Regions from separate parts of the Homo sapiens genome. Here region 1 is linked to region 2. The links are chromatin loops, found by intact Hi-C in ENCODE. Cell type or tissue: heart right ventricle. All regions are shown on one strand.

Region 1 (8,000 bases), 320 kb before region 2:
GTAAGGAGTTTTGTCTTTATTTTGAGTAATTTGGGGAAACCATGTGGGATGGGTTTGAGCTAAGGAGTGACAAGATTTGACTTAGGCTTTACAACAATACCTTTAATGTGAATTATATCTCAATAAAGCTGTTTTTAAAAAACAAACAAAAAGAATCACCTCTAACTGTCATTTTTCTAACAGACTGTTGAGAATAGGCTGGAAGTTGGAAGACTAGGAAGGTATTACAATCTTCTAGGCTAGAGACAGTAGTTACTTGAATCAGCTGATAGCAGTGGAGGTTAGTGAGAAATGATCACATTCTGTATAAATGAATGTCAAGCCCATAGGACTGGCAAGGATGACTCCAGTGTTTTTGTCCTCAGTGGCTGGATGAAGTTGCCTTTTATTCAGAGAAACCTGTGTGAAAGCAGGTTTTGCTATGCGTGTATATGGGGTGGGGTGGAGGGTGGATTAGAAGTCAAAAAATGTGTGCAAAGCAGAAAAAAAAAGACATTTATTATTGATATGATTATATTATTTTACTTTCCAAAAGGATTTGAAAAGGCTTATAAGAAAACCTAGAGATAGAATGCGGATGGAAACCATTTAAAAAGCAAAAACAGCCGAAACCCAATCAAACAGTAGTGGATCTAAACGGAAATTTCCTGCGGGGGGAACTGTAAGCATGTTTGCTTGAGCTTTGCAGAGTGTTTGTGGTCAAGAATAAAAATATGAGGGTAAGATAGTGATTTCGCAGAGTAAAAGAGAGATTTTGCAGAGTAGGCCTGGCCTGAGAATACCACATTGTCAAGGAGAACCGGGAGGTTGGCTGATGGAAACTGGGAAATTGGCAGAGACGCTAGCATTCTATCAGTATCATGACTGGAACGTGCATCAGAATCTTCACCTAATAGGCATTTAAAACATATAAATGCAAGGCCTCACTCAGACCTCCTGAGTCTAAATCCTCTGTCAGCAGACCCAGTACTGCCCGTGTTTTAAGCCCTCCACATGATTCACATGCAAGTCCTAGTTAAAAGATGCTGGAGGAAAGAAGTTGATGAATTTAATTAGCTTTCAGAGAATGCGGATCACCTAATTGGAATGTTTTCTAGAGAGAACAAAGTAATAATTAAAAAATAATTTTCCAGAGATTTATTCATTCATCTACTGAATATTTATTGAGTACTTACTAAGTGTCATGCATGTAAGTACTAGAGACACAAAGATGGGCAGAAAGCATAGTCCTGCCCTCAAGGAGTTAATAATCTGCTGAGAAAACCAAACACATACATCGACAGTTTTAGAAGGCAATGTGTTCTTCTTGCATTGAGTGTAATGGGAAGAGAGTTAGAACTGGAAATAGAGAGAAAGTTTTCTGGAAGGAGTGTCACCTGAACTGAAAAATTGTCTAGAAACAAAGTTGTCAAATTATGCAGTTTAGCTTGCTGCCTGATTTTTTTGTAAAGAAAGTTTTATGGGAACCACAGCAATATTTATTTCAGTGTTGTCTGTGGCTGCTTTAGCACTACAATTGCAAAGTTAAGTAGATGTGATGAAGGCATATGATCCACAAAGCCTCAAATATGTACTACATGGCCCATTACAAAAAGTTGGTCAACACCTGCATTCTAGAAAGCAGAAACATATGGTACTATTCAAGGAATCACAAGCAAAGATTAAGGCAGGGAATGGTAGTGTCTGAAGCTGGTGAGGTGGCAGAGTCTAGATCACTGAGATCCTGCACCCCATAGGGAACGTTCGCTTTCTCCAGGGCAATGAGGATCAATGCAGGGTATTAAGCAGTGACACTACAGAGTCAAGCTTGAACTTTGGATCGATTAGTCTGTTTGCTTCATGGGGTATAGATTGGAGGGGGAAAAGACTGTTAGAAAGGAAACTATTAGGAGGTTTGTAGAAGTAATTTATGCTGTAATTAATGAACTGAGTAGAAGTTTGACCATAAATATGTGAAATGGAATATTACATGATCATTATAAAGAAATATATCTGGATTATATTGACAAGGAAAGATAACTACAGTATGTTTAGTAAAAATAATCAAGGAAACTGCCTATACAAACATACAAAACATATGTGTTACTTTATGCATAGAAGAAAAATGAAGAGAATATACAGAAAAATGTCAAAAGTCTTTTGTGGACGGAGAGGAGGTAAAATTACAGGAAACTATCGCCTTTAATTTTACATATTTCTATACTCTTTTTGCATAAAAATAGATTGCTTTTTAATTAGACCAAACAAATTTAACTTCTTAAAGTTACTTGTAGAGAGAGAGAGAATGAGAGCTCATACCATGACCTAGAACAGGGAAGGAGGGATAAAGAGAAGGGTATAAATTTGAGAATGATTAGGAAGTTAAACTAGCAAAACTTAGTAACGTGAGAGGTGAAGAGAAAGGGGAAAAATTACAATGCCTAGGTTTTTGGTTTGGGTAACTGTGATGAATTGTGGTGTCAATAATAAAATAAAAATAAATAACTTTACTGATTACTTATGAAGTTCAAGTAGTCTTATGCTAACTGTACCTTACCCATTTTTAGTGCATTTAAACTGTCAACAAGTGAAGGAGGAAGTTTTATTTTTCCCATTTTGTAGATGAGAAAACTGAGCCTCAGAGAGATTAAGTAGTTTACCCAAGGTAATGTGATTTGTGAGTGGGTTAGCTGGGAAATGAACACAGATTTGATTGATTCCGAAGCTGACATGCACTCCTACCCTCTCAACCTTTAATGAATTTTTTTCAAGCCACATAGATGGAAACATAAAATCAGTTCAGGACATATCGAGTCATCAACATAGAAGTTTTGATCTAATGTGATAAGCTCTGAATAAATAAAACGAAAAGAGAAGGCCTCAGATTGAATTCTGGAGAATGTTTGTAGTTAATAGATCTTAATCACGAAAGTTTTAAGAATAATGGCATGGAATATATAAAAGATTTTCCCCTTTTGTTGTGTTTGGATACTTGACATGCTTATTGATGCAGTTAATAATGCACATTAAAAAAGAATTAGAATAAAACAAATTTGATGCATTTTTCTTTACATCAAAAATCATAGGTCTGATTTTGTCATTTTAACTTAGAGAACATCTGTTGAGTGCTCACTGTGTGCAAAGCATATCGATGCCACAGTCTTGCCTACTTTAAGTTTTTATGTGTCTGAAATTTCCATGGAGCTAGGAAGAACTAAGATCTAAAAAAAAAAAAAAAAAGCCTAATTTTATAAACAGATCTTTGAGCAGATACTAGTTCAAGAACTGTCTGAAATCCTTATACACTCCTGGTTTCCATCAAGCCGTTGCTATATGTTTTGTTGAGGAAGTCTTCTTTGACAACAGCATTTCTAGTTCTGGTTTGGAGAGTTGGGGTTAAAGGTAAACTGAATTGCCTGAGGAAATGCTGTGGGCCTTTGTGAATGGGAGAGAAAACAATGCACCTCCCACTGAGAGGGAAGCAATTTCTCATTGTGTTACTTCACCCTGGCATTCAGCCACCAGAGGGGGCATGGACCAGAGTGAAATAAATTCTGCCAGCTGCCTGGCCTGGCTTCTCTGCCTTCCAGAGAAGGACCATAGCTATCCTCACTTTGAGATGGGACTAGAGCCTCACTTCCCGTTTGATGAGAAACTACGTGATTTACTAGTAAGCCATGGCTGCGCTTTCCCTGGTGAAGAATAAGACGTGCCTTACAGACTCCCTAAAAGGCACAGACTTGCAAACATAACGATGGTTTTTCCTTAGCGCTATATCCCATGTACAGTTTACTTCCTTTCTAATACGTTGTTGGTTTTTATCCAAATATAGATATGAGCTGTCAGAAAGAGAAATCTTGTTGTCAAGATTGACCATTCAACATAAAGTTTGAACATTGCATAAAAATATGTTTTTGACACAGTAAAATGCATTCCCTCTATGCTCATTGTAATTTACTTTATAGTGACTTGCTTAATAGCATAGCATATATCATTTATACTGCTATCCTTCATGCTTTTAAACTGTAATATCCTTTCCTCAATGACTACTTGTCAATTTCACTGATCTAGATTTGATTTCATAAATTAACTAGGCCAATTAAGTAGAGAGTTATCATTAGAATAAGAAGTGGAAGCAAATAAATATTAATCTTCCCTCTCTGAATGTCGGTATTTCTACACAACTTTGATCATACTTGAACACTACTTAATGGAAAAAATACACCCCTCTATTGTCAATTTAGTATTCCCCAATTTAAACATTTATGAGTATTTTTTTATTCATTTTCTCATTCCAAATCCATCCCACTTTGGGACAGTTGTTTCTGTTTCATCAATATAAAATGTGGGGAATGAGCAAATACTGGAACTTCATTATTTAAGGATTCTCATCATGGCAATTTTCATGGCTTTTCCACCTGGCCCCTTTACCTTGTGGGGTATTTGTTTCAGAGCTACAGGAACCGCATCATATATTGGTAGTTTGCCTGCTGTGCCTTTCTTTGTATTGCTTTAGTCATTTTGCACCCTCACAGACTTTTGGGGAACCACTTGGAAATGACAGTGTTTGACAGAGAATAGAATTGGAGTAAAATGCCCATGATTTCAAAGTATCTCTTTCTAAAATCTTAAGAGGCAGGGACTTCTTTCTCTTTTTCTTTTATTTAAATAATTCATCTTACAATATTAATATCTTGCTCTGTCTTCCTTAGAGGTGGAAAAGAGTTTGTCAACACCCTTTTTATAAAAATACTTTGTGTACACACATGCAATGATAAATTCACCCTTTTTAGCCTTTTGTTGCCTTCTGGATTTAATAATTTCAGCTTCTTTTGTCTTTTAAAAATAGATCCTATTTACCATCTTTCATCTTTTGGTGATGGGGGTAGGGGTGGAAAGAGAGGATGCTTTTCTCAGAACCCTTTTAGTTTCTTCTTTCCAAACTGTGGACACATTAGATTGCTGTGGTAATGGAATATCTTCCCAGATTCACTATGGAAAGAGAGAAGCTACCCAGAAGAGGATATGATACAGGGATCTACGGGAAAAATCAACTTGGGACTCCTGTGTTTTGATGTTGACATTGCTCTCACCGTCCATCCCTAACTCTGAACAGAGATAACGTGATCATGTGCCCAACACACACACAAACACACAGTCACATACAACACGCTCATTCACAGAACATACGTACTCATGCACTCATAGCACACATACACACAGCACACACACACAGCCATATAAGTAGCCTATGGAATATTTTGGGACCCATGATGGGGTGACTTCTGGACTTAGGTTTCCCTGCTAGTTCTGATTAAACACTTCGGATCCAAAAGCCAGAAAATCGGAGCTTCTTAGTCTCTCCAAGTTCATTTGCCCCTTACAGCCCTTCAAGCCTCAGTAGTTTTACCATAGTAATAATTTTTCACTAAGAATTTCAAAAAAAGAGTTTGCCATTGGACATCCTTTGAAATACTTAGCTTTGCTTCACTATTTTTTGTAACTTGCCAAAATCACAAATAAAAGGAACTATGTCCTCTAATGCTTCTTCTGTGGTCATTATCTTGGAAAATATGCAGAGTCTGGTCCAAGTAGAGTGCTCCCCAAACCTTGCTGTTACTTTGAGAATAGTTTTAATGAGGCTTGCAGCTGAGCCAAGCTCTCCTGTTGTGCTATTATGTGGGCATGTGGAAGCCCTAGTGATTGATCTGTGTGGGGGAACTGGCAACACTCGCATGCCCTCTGGGTAGAGGCAGAGCCTCCAGCAGGAAAAATTAGGGAAAGAGAAAAAACGGAGAGGAAATGTTTATCACTCATTTCCTAGCATTTTATGGCAGTGTTACGGTGAACTGGGAGATGGATGTGTATATTCATGGATTTTGCACCACTTTAAGCACTAATAACATTAAATCAACCTTAATACTTCATGCCAAATGTGCTCTAAAAGAGGGAATAATGGGAATTTTTGTTGACTTTAGTAAAGCATCAAAAGTTACACTGGAAACACATAAAATGCTACAATGCAGAGGTCACAATTATGCTAATATCATGATAATATAAAATATTAAGTCACCAAAATGACAGGATTTACAACCAACCATTCTTAGTCCCCAGAAGCCTTAGCGATAAGCTCCTGGTAAACACAACAGCCTGTCCTCCCAAGGAGTCTGATTACAAATTTAAATATGTATATGATTAGAACTCTGCCAGTCTCCCACCCCTGAAGACAGATGAAGTAAAATTTGATTTATATCATACCTGGAATTCTATTGTGTTAGATTCACTCTGTTTTGCAGGATCACTACCAGGCCTGATGAATTTTGTATGTTTAGAAAGTTGCGTTTGGGCAAAACAGGGACTACTATTAATGATCTTGAATAGCCCTGTAATCTCATGAACTAAAACTTAAACATTGATACAGAATAGTCAAATATTTGGAAACGGCACACTGGCAATTGGAAAACATTATACTTGTGTTATCTTCTTTTTTGATATCCTGGCTGAGGTCCAGGGTTGAAAAGCCTTTTACCCTGAGCCTTAATCTCATGGCCTTGAATTTGCCTTTAACTCTCTGGCTGCCAATCTCATTAAAGTCTCTTCTACCATGGAGTTCCTTAGACACAATAACTTGTTCATTGGCCATAGTTATCAGGGAAGGTAGAAACATCACAGCTAGGCAGCTTTCCTAATTGTTGTCAATTCCGGCCAAATGATGCTGACTTCTATTTAACTTAACCAATGTCATTATGGCAATAAAAGGCTAAGGAAAATAAACGTGCAGTTAAAGCACGACATTATTGTTAAACCAATGCGCTTTAATATTTCTTTGTGCTAAGGTACCTCAGCTATTTCATTATGCCAACTAAGATTAGCAAATGCATGTTTATGAAGAGTATGCTTTTCCTTTTTAATGTTAAATGCATGCATGTTGCCTGCACTTACAGCTCGCTCTAGCAAGGGTAATAAATATATATGCTTTGCCACTAGATGTATATTACTGGTACCATCACCACTAGTCTCTACCAGCAGAGTGTAGACTAGCCTTACTACCCCACCCCCAAACTGTGAGGTCCCTAGTGAAGACAGGAGGTCACTGTCACCTAGATGCTTATCTAGACCACCCTTCACCCACTTGTCACTCTGTCACATCATTAATGCAAATGTTATAGATGACAATAAAATAAAACAAGTTACCCCCAAAGGAATTTCTGTTTGTGTGCTGTTAAGAAAAGCTCTAAAGCCATGTTTTCAAAGTGCAGCTTGTGATCCCTAGAGGGTACAGCAAAGTTCTTATAGGAGTTGGCAGCATCAAAAGAACACCGACACTCTGTGGGCACTTTTCCTCGGTCAGTCTCTCCATCTTAGCAAGCGCCAATCAATATTTCTTGATCTCCAATTTTGTGCAAAACTCCTCTTGTGCTTAACCCTTCTGGCTGTCTCCTTTGCCAGCTCCCTCTTTCTGGGACAGAAGGAAATGCGTTTGTCCTTTTGACAGGATGCAATTTTTGAACACACTTATTTCTTTCCATTTGTGAAGAATTTCTTGGGGTTTCAGGCTCTCTAGAACCCCTTGCATGACTTAGAGAATTAAAAAAAAAAGTATGGGAAAGACATTTCCAACATTATCAAAATTATCCTTGTTTCTAAATAAATGAGATTGTTTTCCCCTTTTTCTCAGGAGGCTTGAGTTGGCTCGTTTCCCAAACTCAACCTTTTGGATAGTAAATTCCTTTTGAAAAGAAGCACGAAGCCCTTTTGATGTTATAAGTAGTATATGTACTAGAAGGGAGAGGATCATGGAATTGCAACACAAAGCCTGAGAGATGTCGCTGGGATAGAGTAGGTCTTATTCTCTACTCAACACTTCGTAACTTTATGCAGTATTAGAAGATACATTTTAAGAAGCATTTTAATAAGAACTGACAGTTGTTCTATCTATTTGCCTCTAATACAGCGTGAGTGATTTACTGATACGTAGATATACAACTATAACTACAGAACAAAAAGAAAGTCAGTGAGGA
Region 2 (8,000 bases):
TTAGTAGAGACAGGGTTTCACCGTTTTAGCCGGGATGGTCTCGATCTCCTGACCTCGTGATCCGCCCGCCTCGGCCTCCCAAAGTGCTGGGATTACAGGCGTGAGCCACCGCGCCCGGCCTAGAGTACAACTTTAAAGACATAATTCTAGAGATGCTTTGACACGATCAGTGAATTCAGCGAGAGACACACAGGTTGCTCAGCCCAAAAATTTTGGAGAGTAGAAAGTAAACTTTGGAATAAACCAAAGAAAAGATGCCAGGTTACATGTTAGAGGTACCTAGACCATATGACAAGGATGTGATATTCAAATTAGAATCTCTCCTTCTAGTTCCTCTCCCTCTGTTCCTTTCCCTTTGTAGTTTGTAGACATGGTTATGACTTTACTCCTAAGCTCATTGTGTGATGAGTATCTATCTCTTTTCAAGGGACAATTAACTCTTTTTAAGGACTTTCATATCAAGTAACTCACGTGGTGCTTATTTTTGTTATTCCCGCAAAAGGAATTTTATGAAATAAACTTATTCAAATATTCTCTCCTTTCTCACTGCTTAAACCTAAAACTTGAAAATAAAAAACAACAGCCACTGGATTGAAGAGAATCAAAAAAGTTTTTTCTGTGTTTTTCAAGTTCTCTAATTTATTACACACTAAAAATCCTTTCAAACTGGCACCAAGGTGGCTTTTCTTCTTGAGCTGATTAGGACCACATGAGTTCAGGAAAAGCTGTCAGATCCTGCCTCTGGCGCAGCTGGAATGATCCAACTGATTTGCCAGTATGACTTTTTTTTTTTTTTTCCAAGGAAAGAAGCTTCATCCCAAAGTCATAAATTTACATTCTGGAGGCCCAAGCAAAAGGTATTTCTTTTTCATTTTTTAAAGAAGCTAAATTCCATTATGATTTCTTTTTTCTTTTTTTGAGCCAGAGTCTCGCTTTGTCACCCAGGCTGGAGTTCAGTGGTGCAATCTCAGCTCACCGCAACCTCCGCCTCCCAGGCTCAAGCGATTTTTGTGCCTCAGCCTCCCTCACAGCTGGGATTACAAGTGCACACCACCACACCTGGCTCATTTTTGGATTTTTAGTAGAGGCAGCGTCTCACCATGTTGGCCAGGCTAGTCTCGAACTCCTGGCCTCAAGTGATCCATCCACCTTGGCCTCCCAAACATTATGATTTCTTTTACAAGATCTGTTGCAAACCAAAAGCAACTTGGGTGATTTTTTGGTAAACATGTTGTCCCAACTCTGCACCGTATCTGTAGTTATCTAGATTCCCACTGGCGCTTGGGGGTCTCATTCAGAAAACACCAATCCCTAGGAGAGACCAAGTGAGATTGCCTACCCTTTAGGAATTCTGCCTGTCAGACTGGCCCAGGGTAAAACCACAGGTCAGTCAAACTCGTCCTCTTCAGCCGCCCACGGTGGGCTCCCGAACCTGCTTTGTGGTATTCACCACAGGAAGTCAAGGGCTATCACGTGGCTCCCCGACTCCCCAAGGAAGCCGTGAGCCATTCCCTTCCCCTTCAGTCTTTTTACAGATACCTCCTCACATCAGAAGTCACCTGTCCTGCCCCTCTCATATTTAGCTCTCCTCTCTTGCTAGCTGACCCTTGGCCTGGGTGATAAAGAAAGCTGTATTATTATATTCATGGGCCCTAACAAACGAGTGCTGGATTTATCTTCTCAGGAAACACAGATCCATTTAGGTAGACCCAGAGTCATCCTACTGTAATTCAAAAAGATGACACCATACGGTCCCTTAGCAAAGAAGCCTTTCAGCCCCCTTCGCTACACATACGTGCAGACCACTGGGGAGGCCAAACGTTTGGCTGGATGTCTATTTCCAAATTGGGATTTTATTAAGAGAAAGTATTATCAGGAAGGAGGGGGTGATCTTTACATTGATTCTGCAGATTCTAATTTGATATTATAACTCCTTTATCCCTTTGCCCCTTTTGTATACTTTGTAAAGTGGAGATAATTCTTTTTAAAATTTTGCCTGCTTTTGGTCAAATTCTAGTCTAGAACTCCCAGGCAGGCTGTGCTGATCTGGCCTGCCATCTCAATGTATTCTTCATGTGATTCTAAAAAGGGGCTTCTTAGTCTCTTTGCCTTTGTTAAACATACTAGAACCATTTGGAATTATTCCTCATTCCAGACACAAAGCAGACAGAATTATACCCCCAACCACTGATTGGGGTGCTGTAAGTTTTCTCTGTGAAAATAGTGGACAGAATTATATAACCCATCGTTCCTCTGTTAATAGTTAACCAGGTTGAGAGGATTTGAATAAAAGCACATCTTGTTGCATGCAACAATGGTTTGACAGAAGAGCTGTATGGCAGAGTTAGTATTTTACTGCTTTCAGCTTCACCACGCAGTTTTGTAGCCTGGGAAGCCATGCATGCAGAATGGCAGAACTTACAATTGCCTACAAAAGGAGAGTACAATGCAACCTGTGGAGCCACGCCACCAAGAGAAGGTGACAGTTCCGGGCCTTCAAAACACCCTAAACTGGTGAGGAGTTTCAGAATGAAACTTGTTATGATTTGAAACACTCATCAAAGTGAGGCTTTTTCAAGTAACAGTTAAGACATAATTACCAAATTTTACAACGGTCCCGTTAGTGTGCTGTGAGAAAAAAAAGGAGAATGGAAGAAAACCTTCCAAGTTTATATGTTTATGGATGTAATAGATGGATGTGGCACTTTCAGAGCCAGGAAGAGTGGCTCAGGACAAGATGAGAAGAGCTTCCACAGCCTTAAACACAGCCCTTTTCCAAAGTGACTTCCCTTCACACCCATCCACCCCCCTCCAAAAAAAAAAAAAAAAAAAATCTAAATGTACTTCATGAAACTGTTGTATATGAAGCACTTATTAGCCGTAATTAAATGGACAATATGAATTTACTACGTCTTTAGGACTCTGGCTTGTTCTGGTTTAGAGCAAGATGATTAATGCAAATACATATTACTTGAGATAACCATTTAGCAGCTAATTTAGCCAAATTTATTACAGCAGTTAGAGGTTTTTCATTTCAGCAGACGGAGGCAAGGACATGCCAAAAGTGGGCGACGTAGATGAGTGCACACTGCCCTCTAGTGGCCAGCCAGCCGGTGAGCTTTCGCGGGGCGCCGAGTTGCTGCGATCCGCAGCCAAGTAATAACAGCAGGTTTTCCACATTTCCGGCACCCTTTTAAACCATTCCCATCCACAGCACTTTATTTCAGGGGATGATTTACTGTGCTTTCCCCTTTTACTAGCTCAGGAGTACCCAGATACAAATCAAATCAATTTCAACTTGGCGAGATTTTGGTTCAAGTATCATTTTTAACATCTGCATTTTAAAGCTCTCTTTCAGTGGGTATTTAATGGCACCGTTTCACATTACTGATTGTTTTTACTTGCTCCTTCATTTGGGGCCATATTTCAGAGTCTGTGTGGAGCTGTCACTCTGTTTGGCTCCAGCCAAGTCAATTCTGTGCCTCCCTTAGGCCAGTGTTTCTCTCTGACTCCACTGGGGAATTTATTTTGTTCCAACATTCAGCGAAGTCTCACCAGAATCTCCCCCGACTGACCAGTGTAAATTTAGTTCATCGGAGGACTATAAATTCTGTTAGACAAGATCAAAAGGAACAGACATATAAGGACGCGGGTTGAGATTGCTCACACGGAGGAGAAACGATCAAAGACGAGGGGTAAAGCATCTTTGGAACCATTCAAATATCCAGAATCTCAAAGAGGTCTACCTCCAAGCTATGAATAAATCACATACAAATTTGCCTTTCTTACCATCTGATGTCAAATCCATTGACAATATCCACACCGCATTAGGTGTTCTGTGAGCCAAAGAGATTTGTAGTCCTTTTATTCTTTTCACACCATGGCTGCCCAAAACGGAATAAAGTCTTGCTACAAATGCCAGTAACCCTGGCTCCAGAGCTGCCGCTCCACTGAATTGATTTCATTTGTCCTACTAATGGCATTCTATATTAAGCATACAGAGGGTCACCCTGGCTTGGTGTAGGTCCTCCCATTTTTAGGCTTAAGGTTTTGCAGAGATAAAAAAAAAAAAAAAGTTATTTGATCCCAGTCTTAATACAATGCCTCTGTTTTGTTTTTTTTCGCCAGTGCTGAATAAGGGTCAGTGTGTGACAAAGTACTATCGCTGGATGCAGAAGAACGGAGGATATATTTGGATACAGTCCAGTGCCACCATAGCTATTAATGCCAAGAATGCAAATGAAAAGAATATCATCTGGGTGAATTACCTTCTTAGGTATATTTTCTACTTCTTTTCTATTTCTGTCCTGGTTATAAAATATGCCATATAAAATATGGCTATGGTTAATAGCCGACATGTTGTGAATATTATCTTTTGACAGTACCTGGTGTGGAATTTCATGGCAATTCTGCTGTTCTTTCCACAAGATTCAAATAAATGTGAGAAGATCAAACTATGTTGGAAGGGACTTGCAGGAAAGATTTCAAGATTTTCAATCATTCTTGGTCTGTCAACATTTGGGCATCTCTGCAGAAGTTGCTTTGGTTTTCCCACAAATGCTTAGGCCAGAATAATACAGACTTCAGCCTACAGCTGAAGCATTCAAAAAGCATCTCCTCTTCCCCAGCACACACACACTCACACACTCCAGTTCTTGTGGAAATGAAGTAAAACAGAGCGGGAGAAAAGTGGCAGGGAACATTATATTCCTCTTATATTTCTTCCCTTTGATGCCCTTAGCATATTACATAGGGTTTGACTTCCTGGGCATTAAAGTTTCGGTAAACAAAGTGAGTTGCTTTGCCGGAATCAAACAATAGCGGTGTAAAAAATGAAGGCAATTTTTTTTTTTTTTTGGCCCACTGCTTTGTGATCTTTGGCAAGCTTTACTGCTCTTAAAATGTGTCCTTAACAGTCTATCTGCAAGTGAGCCCAAGCTCAACTGCTTCCTAAATTCTGGTGTGAGACACCATTTCTCTCCCCTTCCCAGTCTACATTCTGCCTTTGGATTCAAACTAGCAGAAAAGTAACCAAGACCCACAGATTGGGCCATCTTGAGTTTGGGGGCAGGCTTTCTGGGAAGTTCTCCACCAATCCTGCACTTGGCCTGGCTCCCTCCCACCCCCATCATTCTGGTCTTTGGCTTCTCCTGGCCTAAAGCCACCAAGCAGAGCCCACACGTGGTCTGAGTAGGAAAATTTCCAATAGGTCTTGGGAATGGAAGTTGGTGCCCTTTGGCTGATAATTTAGACAGGGAGTACCTGAATCCCATTTTTCTTTGAGACAGCCAAGTGGAGCTGGGAAGCTAACAACCATGGCTCATCAGCACACTGGCCCTTCAGAGTGTGTTCACATACTTTGGTGATGACTTGAAGGCATGAATGTGCTTGCTACCAACAGCATATCAATCAGACACTAATGATTATTGCTCTAGAGAGGGCCTTAATGTGCACCACTTAAAAGAGTCTTCATTTATCTACTTTCTATTTCCTTTTTTTTGACCTCTTCTGCTCTACATTAATTCTCTCTAAAGGTAAAAGTATGTGTATTGAGTGTGGCTTTCTCCAAGGCCTGATTTCCGTGCAAAGTCTCCCCCGTGTTTGTGATGTGTTCAAGATGAGTTCTGATATCAAGGAATCCTTGTACATAGAGTTTTATGGAATAATTACTATAGGGAATGCAGGTGGTTATAAAAACTCACATGCCAGACAGAAAATGGAATAAGGTCTTGTGGCACTGACATTCTTTTGCTAGGCAAAATGATATTGTGACAAGGAGACCCATCACCAGTAAGAATTAAACGCTGGAAACAGGCACCCTAGGGCTAGCAGTGTCTGGCTCCCATGTTGATGAAACATAGATACTGAAGTCATCTATGTAGTTGTTACTCCCATTCTCTGAGATTTCTTCCTATCTGGATCTTTCTTACTGCCTCATCAGCCTCATGACTTCCTCCTCTGCCCACAAATGCAAGGAGTAAGAAGAGCTAAGCAATCAGTCTCTGAATACCATTGATCTAGCCTAGGATCCGATGGTACAAACTCATGAGCTTTGGTGATTCTATTCCATCAAATCCCATATGGATAGGAAGGAAGTTTAGGTATCAAAGACCAGTCTTCAACCTCAAAAGCTTCAATCTCAGGCATAGAAGACCTGTTTTAGCTGACCTAAAAACACTCCCTGAAGTCAATGATAAAGGACTGTAAATTGTAGGGCAAGTGATCTGTGAGCCCCCAAAGAAGACTAAGGTAGATGGGCTTTAGCAGGGGAAACTCCACCAAGACAGCCATTTACTGGTATCACCTCTATAGGGTAAAGATCTAGTAAGAAAATGATGTGGCCCTGGCAATATAGCAACTACAGAAGTTTGGTTTTCTTTCCCACATTCTTGTCTATTATTCTTCCCTGAGCAATACTTTCACATCACTTCTTCCTGCCCAGAACCCTTGCACCCAGGCCCCAATCCAGGCTTGTCCTTCCCTGTTCTGAAACTACTGCTCCTCCAGTCTTCTTCCCATTCCCTCGTGATACTTAACAGAATTATAGACTCAGAGTATTCAGAGACAGAGTCCACCTTCCCACCATTAGTCTCATCTGATTATCTAGAGAAAGCTTTGCTGCTGAAGCTAATTCACACGAAGGAGTAAATGCCTGATAATCCATTTTAGTGAATTACCCCTCCCAGGAACATTTGCAGTTTTAGAGTAGTTACTGAAACAGTGACTCTTTACTATAGGAATTTCGCTAGAGATTAGCAAATGAGTCAGTAATCATCAATTTTAAGTCTCTGCTTGGCTAGCCATCATGGAAAAATCGAAGAGGCATTTCCCATTTTGAAGCAGGAGGATTTCCTTGTGCCTTCAGATTACAGGAGCCTACTCTCCTCATCCATCAGGTGGCCTTGGAGTGGCATTTCCAGAAGACAGGTCAAACTGACTCAACATGCTCTCTCTTCCAAAAGAGCCTTGTTTCCAAACTAAAAATAGAACAAAAATTAAGCACATTTGTGCAAGTGAGGTTAGATCCCTTCTGTTAGGGCCTCTTTCACACTGGGACTCTCCCCACTGCAATCAGATTTCCAGCTAACAAGCCACAGGTGTACACCACACGAGCAGATGAAAATGTGATTGTAATGGGTGTGTTGACAGTTTGGTAGCCATAATCCATGCATCCCAAGGTGCACCTGTGCATCTGTCAGATAGGCACCAAAGGCTCTGCTGCCCCACCAATAGCGTGGGAGCCATCTGAGCGGCTGAGAAGCTACATCAAGGGCCCAAAACAAAGGTACTGAGGCCATGGACTCATTAGGAGCCCAAGAGAAGACACGACACACCAGGAGACATGGGAATGAATTGTTGAGAGTACTTCTCATCCTCCCTTCCCCCAGGTGTACTGTCAAGCAGCACAGTTTCCTGACCCCCAGTGGTACCTGATTATTTAAAAGCTTCTCTCCATGGCTTTCAGGGATTTGGGTATTCGATCATTGCAGCAGGGTGCACCTGTGCCTTGGCACATGCAAGCCAAGCTTCCATAAAATCCCATGAAGAGCTGAGAAATGATTTCATGTTTAGTCTTTGAAACTTTCTAAACTCCAGAAGTCTGGGACAAAGAAGTGGGGGAGAAGATGGTCCAAACAAACCATGCAGAATGGGTGTCTGCACTCCTGACCAGTGCCTCCCTTCCACAGCAATCCTGAGTACAAGGACACACCCATGGACATCGCACAGCTCCCCCATCTGCCGGAGAAAACTTCCGAATCCTCGGAGACATCCGACTCTGAGTCAGACTCTAAAGACACCTCAGGTATTACAGGTATTATTCCTTCTTTTCCATGTTCTTCAGTGAAGCTTGCCCACCACGCGCAGGGGGTGGGCAACAGCCAGAGGGCCATCATCAGAGGCAAAGCAACTGGTCACATTTCAGAGAGACATATGTCACATCAAGTTATTACTGAGTGTCTGCCTCTCTCCAGACACACATATATATAATTGTACACCAC

Evidence for each region. A loop is a pair of places that touch in the nucleus more often than their neighbours do. Peaks named below come from ENCODE experiments on the same cell type or tissue, not always from the same donor. Only the 100,000 strongest peaks of a DNase experiment are listed, where the experiment ranks them.
Region 1: a loop joins it to region 2, with 4 times the contacts of the local background. A loop is called at or near these places in 18 of 110 quality-filtered maps.

The regions. Positions count from the first base shown.
Region 1 is chr14:33,472,348-33,480,347 of GRCh38, forward strand. The region is part of intron 4 of NPAS3 (neuronal PAS domain protein 3); the gene reads left to right. Among named protein-coding and RNA genes, the nearest start is that of SNORA89, 230 kb to the right of the region's middle. RefSeq lists enhancers at 3,169-3,779, 5,345-5,910. In heart right ventricle, a CTCF peak has its summit at 3,504 (motif pointing right); no DNase peak of the experiment used is centred here.
Region 2 is chr14:33,789,769-33,797,768 of GRCh38, forward strand. It overlaps NPAS3 (neuronal PAS domain protein 3), which reads left to right. Exons shown (of 12, transcript NM_001164749.2): 10 at 4,129-4,276; 11 at 7,689-7,813. Among named protein-coding and RNA genes, the nearest start is that of SNORA89, 85 kb to the left of the region's middle. In heart right ventricle, CTCF peaks have their summits at 3,101 (motif pointing left) and 3,301; a DNase peak (open chromatin) is centred at 3,103; H3K4me3 peaks cover 874 bases; H3K27ac peaks cover 452 bases.